2 separate regions of the Mus musculus genome follow, and region 1 is linked to region 2. Evidence: chromatin loops called from intact Hi-C (ENCODE). Cell type or tissue: left cerebral cortex. All regions are shown on one strand. Links, peaks and the distances in the headings refer to the core of each region. The heading gives the core; the rest is flanking DNA. Region 1 overlaps Adk (adenosine kinase). Region 2 overlaps Adk (adenosine kinase).

Region 1 (2,927 bases), core at 246-2,745, 100 kb after region 2:
CCAGAAGTCTGTTAATACAGGGCACAGTCTAGGACCAACAGAAAAGGATAAACTATAAAATAAAGAGGAACTTAACCAAAAGCATCAATAACTACTTTATGAAATTAACCATTATCTACAAGTATGCTCCATATGCTGTCCTAGAAATGACAGGAGTCCACATTGGAATAACAGCTTTTAAAAAGTTAGGTTTCACTGGATAAGCTCTGCTGTTGAAAGCAGCAGAGAAGCCCACAGGCTCACCTAATCTGGACTTCCTGAGCAAACAGACACCCTTAGGAGACATGTAAAGAAAGCACAATAAATTATATCAGCAGAAGTCAAGTTGTGGCCCACTCTTTTAGTCCCAGCACTTGGGAACAGGCAGACAGAGCAGGGTTCGAGGCCAGCCTGGTCTACAGAGCTAGTTCCAAGACAGCCAAGGCTACACAGAGAAACCCTATCTCAAAAAACCAAACCAAACCAACCAAACAAGTTATATTAGCAGATAACCTAATTAGAACAATTCTTTCATTCTGAAATAAATCTACTATAGTATCAATATATGTTTATATTTCGTTTATACTGTGGTTAGTCCTTAAATTATGGCTTGGTATAGAGAAAAGTATTAAAATATTTGGGTTATTAACTCTATGATCATCAACCACTAATATATTTGTTTTTAATTATTTTTCAGTTGATTCTTGGTGTTTGTAAATGATGTGTGGTGTTCATTCCTAGCCTACACATTGAGGCCAGATGAAAACTTTGTGGAGATGTTTTTCTCCTTGTACGATTTCATGGGTTCTAGGGATTAAACCTGGTCATCGGGTTTGCTTAGAAATCACCTTCACCTGCCTCTCTCTGCTGAGAAATCTCGCTGACCTCTTAGGTTGACACTGGTTTTACAAAACTGTAGTCAATTTAATAACATTGTAAATAATATTCCTTTTATTAGTATTTGCCGATCTCAGTCATCTTTATCTGAATCTCATTATCTAACTTAGAACTCTAAAAATCCAACCTGCTCACTGAGCTAAGAATATAAAAGCAGAAAAGGTAGTTCAGATTTAAAAATTGGGATTGCAGGACCTTAAGATTTCTAAATCTCCAGTATTACATATGTTGCTTTGTTCCAGATGGGAAAGATGAAATATGCAATCAGTGTGACATATGCGATACAAAGGTATATAAAATTAGACCCCACATCTCCCACATCCCTTGCTCCCTACACCTTAAAGAATCTTGACTAATAGAAAGCTCCTAAAATAAAAATGAAGTGATATAGGCATTTTTTTAACAAATGTTATTTGAAAACATTTCAATAACCACAATATGGACAACTACCATGAAGCTTTAGCCACTGCTGTTTACTGTATAAATAAAATAATTCCATAGAGCTTATGCTGGCTTTCGACTTGTCTACAACTAAAAAAACAGTCCACACAATGCTTTGTAGAAAATGCCTGACATCAGGGCTACTTTTTTTTTTTAATCAGCTGAAGACAATAATGAGCCAAATGCTTCTATATCCTTTAGTATATATTTTGCATATGGGCAATAAAATGTTACAAAACATTTTCCATTTTAAGCTTGTTATTTGGCATAAAATCTCCCACAGAGCTTAACTTATTATTATTATTTGCTACAGACTCTTCCTAAAAGCAAGAGCAGCCCATTTTCTCCAGATGACTCATTGACTAAAGGTACAGCCGAATGAAGTGTTCCAACTTGAAATACCAACAGCTAAATATAACCTTCCACACAACATTAGAAAACTCGATCTCTTTAGTCTAAAAGAGATCGTGAAGGGTCACTCTCCCCAAACCCAGGAAGCTCCTGAGGTGATCAGCAACAACAAGAAAAAACCAAACACCCGGGCCTTTAGGAAAAGAACTCAGAAAACTAAAATGCAAAATCTTCACAAGTCATAAAAACAAACAAAACAGTTGGCGTTTTCTTTTCATTCTTTAGGCAAATTGCTAATGCCATACGTAACCTTGTCAAAAAAATGCCAAATTTACAAAGCCATCCAAAGTGTAAACTTGAAAAGGTTTTGGCCATTACACAAGTGAAACCCAGTTATAGGTGCGTCACTTGAAGTTACCCTTCAGAAGAATAGGGAAATACTTAGTCTTATAAAAGGGTTATTTTTTTCTAGATGCCTATCTTGAATATAAATGTAGCATCTAACACTGACTATCGGAAGTACTGATAGTGTTTCAAGTGAGAAGAAAGCAAGCTAGCATGAGCCCATTACAGCAGGTGACACCTGAGCAGGGCATTCCAGCAGGTGACACCTGAGCAGGGCATTACAGCAGGTGACACCTGAGCATGGCAGGAACTGAGGAATGATGTTAATTTGCAACCGACATGGGGAAGCTGAGAAACAACTTCTGGCCACCTGAGTCCTTGGGTTTAGGACCATTAAGGCCCAGCCAAGCTCCTGTTCTTACATGAGTCCAGTTTGGAAACATCACTGAATTCCATTTGTAGTCAAGATTACTCTAGTTACACTTCCCGTCTCTTGGGTCTATGAATCCTAAACGCATGCAAAATATTATGCTAAGAAAGAACGAGGTGATTTTCCAGATGGTTACAGGAAGACATGGATTTTCAGGTATATTATGACATCATGTACTTCATCTTCCCCATCTCCAAATGAGAATTCTTTATGCCCCACCATGGGTACACTGTGCCTGCTTCTTTTGGAGAAGACATAGGCAGCTCATCCCCTCCCGAGCCTAGCTCCAGAAGATTGAAACACTCTTCTGGCTCTAGGACACACTGGACACATAACCACACAAAGAGACACACACACTAATGTTTAAATTAAAAAATAAAATCTAAGAAAGAAAAAAAAAATAGGAGGGGAGGCAGTCATCCAGAAAATATCAATGTCTGACATAATGTATTTCTAAATCAGATAAATTTTAAATGCAAACTGT
Region 2 (2,927 bases), core at 97-2,596:
GTATAGGGAACCTTCGGGATAGCATTTGAAATGTATATAAAGAAAATATCTAATTAAAAAAAGAAAGAAAAGCAAAGCAAACAATGAAATGGATAAGCATTGTTTTTCTTTTAAGATTTAAATTAGAGTAGTTTATTTACCAAACCAATAAGACCACATGGTACTGTGTTGTAGTTCATCACAGTTCTGACTTTCAATCATATAAAGGTAAATGGGGGTCCGTCATTTACTAAAGAGTAGAAATTTCTTTTTAGTTTAGGCTAATGAAAATGTGTATCCCTTACTATTGTGTGAGAAATAAATGGGATTTATAAATTAAAAAAAAAGTAAAAGAAAATAAAGTTCTGCTATACATGCTCAAAAAACAAACAAACAAAATACAAAAAGACTCTCTGCTGAGTAAAACTTAAAATTCTAAGATAGATATTCCTTATGTGGTAGACAGAGGAAAATTACTGTTTAAAAAGCTAATTAGCATTTAGGGTTTATAAAAATAAGTGTGTAGTCTCAGGTGCAAGGACAGGCACAGAAAACCCGGAGTTAGCCGCTGCTCTTCAGTGATCTTCCATTCCCCGCAGCAGGACAACAATTTCGACATTGTTGAGCAGCAGTAGAGTTGGATCCCAACACCAGCAACTAGGTTTTTGCAACTACTTTTTCCAGGGCAAAAACCACAAACTTTGCTTTAAAAAAAAATCAGGGATTAGATTATTTTTTTTGTTTTTTAGAGGGAATACTAAAAATGAAACCATACTATGGTGACAAAAAATAGACAACCACCTTAGACACTACTCAACTCGGCTCCAGTGATTTTGTGGACATTAGTTCCTAACAGATGAGTCCCAATAGCAGCAGCTCATTTTCACACATCTTGTGTACTCAGTGTCTGAAGGACAGTTCCTCAACTAGACTGACAGATACAAGGCACAGCATTCATGCTGCCGGCTTGCACTACCGCCCGCACCCTTTCCATACATGACCAGTGCACACAGTTGTCGTTTTATTTACATTTAGTAGTGTGTTAAGTTTATGTGCTTCACAGAAAATCTCAGAGTCATGTCCCAAAGGCAGAATCATTTGGGTGATGTGATTAATTATGTGCCTCTAAGAGGTATAATCCTCTATCATAATCAGCCAGTATCATAATCAGCTGAGGACTTTCAGGTTTTTAGCTTCTCCCCCTGGTGGTAGTATCTAGGTTCGTATCTATTTAAAAAACAAAAACAACAAACCATGCTGCAAGGTTTACAGCCACTACATTCAAATATTGGGAGGCAATTTGGGGATAAAGTAGATTTAAATGAAATAGAAGCAAATCTCAGAACTCTTCTAATGTTAGCACTCACCTCCTATGCCTAGCTAGTGATCTCTCTTCCCCCCTCTCCTCTCCTCTCCTCTCCTCTCCTCTCCTCTCCTCTCCTCTCCTCTCCTCTCCTCTCCTCTCCTCTCTTCTCTCCTCTTTTTCCCACAATGCAATTACAGCCATTACATCATTGTAAATTACATGCTGGGGTTATCTCAGTAGGTATCTGCCAAATGTAAAACTTACAGAAGGTCTTCAATGTAATAATGATGTTTTATCATTTTAATTACAAACTCTTTAAAAAACTCCCTAAAGTGTACCAATTGGGGTGGTCTAAATTAACAATATCTTGGTAGCCCAAGGGTAGCAAAAATAGATTGAACTACCAAATTTCATCATCCTTATAGCAGCTGTCTTCCTGCCTCTAGGAAGCTGAGTATTTAACAAAGCAGACAGCTTGGCACTGGCGTCTGATTAGCAGCGTGTGCATTGTCAGACAGAATGTGCTTGGCTCTTCTGTTCCAGGGTTGGATTAGAAGCCTGCAGAGCACTGGGACTTTATTCTTCAGGCTTCTCAGAAGTAAATAAGTTCTGCGTCGTCTTCCTCTGTTGCTACACCTGGCAAACTGATTAGGTGCCTTCTTAGTAATGTGCGCTATCAAATGCTAGACAATTTAAATAAAGGCTTTCAAGGATAGTATCACAAAGGATGAAATTTGTCAATTTAAAAATTACTATGGTTAAGCATAATATGTATAAAAATTATTTCTCGAAATAAAGTGCTTTGAATTATGTTGAACCTAAATATTAAAATATTGCTTGTGGGGGAGGAAGGGTGGTCATTTTAGAGTATATAAAAATAAAATTATATTCTTAAAATATTAAATATAAAAGATTTTTTTCCCTGAACTCACATGAAGCATGCTAGAAATAAAACACTGCTTTACAAGAATAATATTATTTTGCTGCAGGGTACAAAACATTAAATTATAAAAGGGTGACTCTCATTACCTTTTCACCAGAAATTTCTTTGAAAATTTATTACAAATGATTGTGCTTATTGGCAGAGTTCAAAATCAGCAGAGTCCACGCAAACAATCTACTTCAGTGCGAGGTACATTCTTTTACTCTATCGGATCCGTCGGAGGTAATCAGACTGGATGTTTTATTCAACAGGGCTGAAGAAAATTGTTCTACAATAGGTTAATTCAAAATGGCAGCATAGAAAATGCATCTGTCAGTGGGGATCAAATTACAGGGCAAGCTCCTCTCAATGCTTAGAAAAACAAGTCTGCAGTTCTACAGATTATGTGCCTGTGTGTGTTTAAAGGGGTGGGAAAGGAGCTAAATATCCGAGCTAACCTCCAATTAAAGTCAATCATAAAAACAGCCAATTTAATGAGTGCAGATTTCTTTGGGTAATTATAACACCAACCACTTTTTTCTCTTTTAGATCTGTAATTCTGCCTTCTTGTTATTGCTTGCTTTGTCACTAATCGCCTCAGGACCTTGATTTCCTAGCAACAGACTGCCACCAAACACTTGGCTCCTGTTCAACATTTTCTTTGTGAAAAATGGCACTGCTGTTGCCGCCTGGGCTGCTGCAGCTAGACTGGCTGTGTAA

The links. Hi-C counts contacts between places; a loop is a spot of excess contacts. Peaks named below come from ENCODE experiments on the same cell type or tissue, not always from the same donor. Only the 100,000 strongest peaks of a DNase experiment are listed, where the experiment ranks them.
Region 1: it touches region 2 in a loop (3-fold over the local background); 2 of 42 quality-filtered maps call a loop at or near these places.

Annotation. Positions count from the first base shown.
Region 1 is chr14:21,149,261-21,152,187 of GRCm38, reverse strand. The region is part of intron 3 of Adk (adenosine kinase); the gene reads right to left. Among named protein-coding and RNA genes, the nearest start is that of Adk, 98 kb to the right of the region's middle. In left cerebral cortex, for the core only: no CTCF peak of the experiment used is centred there; a DNase peak (open chromatin) is centred at 1,752; H3K27ac peaks cover 604 bases.
Region 2 is chr14:21,252,385-21,255,311 of GRCm38, reverse strand. The region is part of intron 6 of Adk (adenosine kinase); the gene reads right to left. Among named protein-coding and RNA genes, the nearest start is that of Gm52152, 160 kb to the left of the region's middle. In left cerebral cortex, for the core only: a CTCF peak has its summit at 1,180 (motif pointing left); DNase peaks (open chromatin) are centred at 801 and 1,805.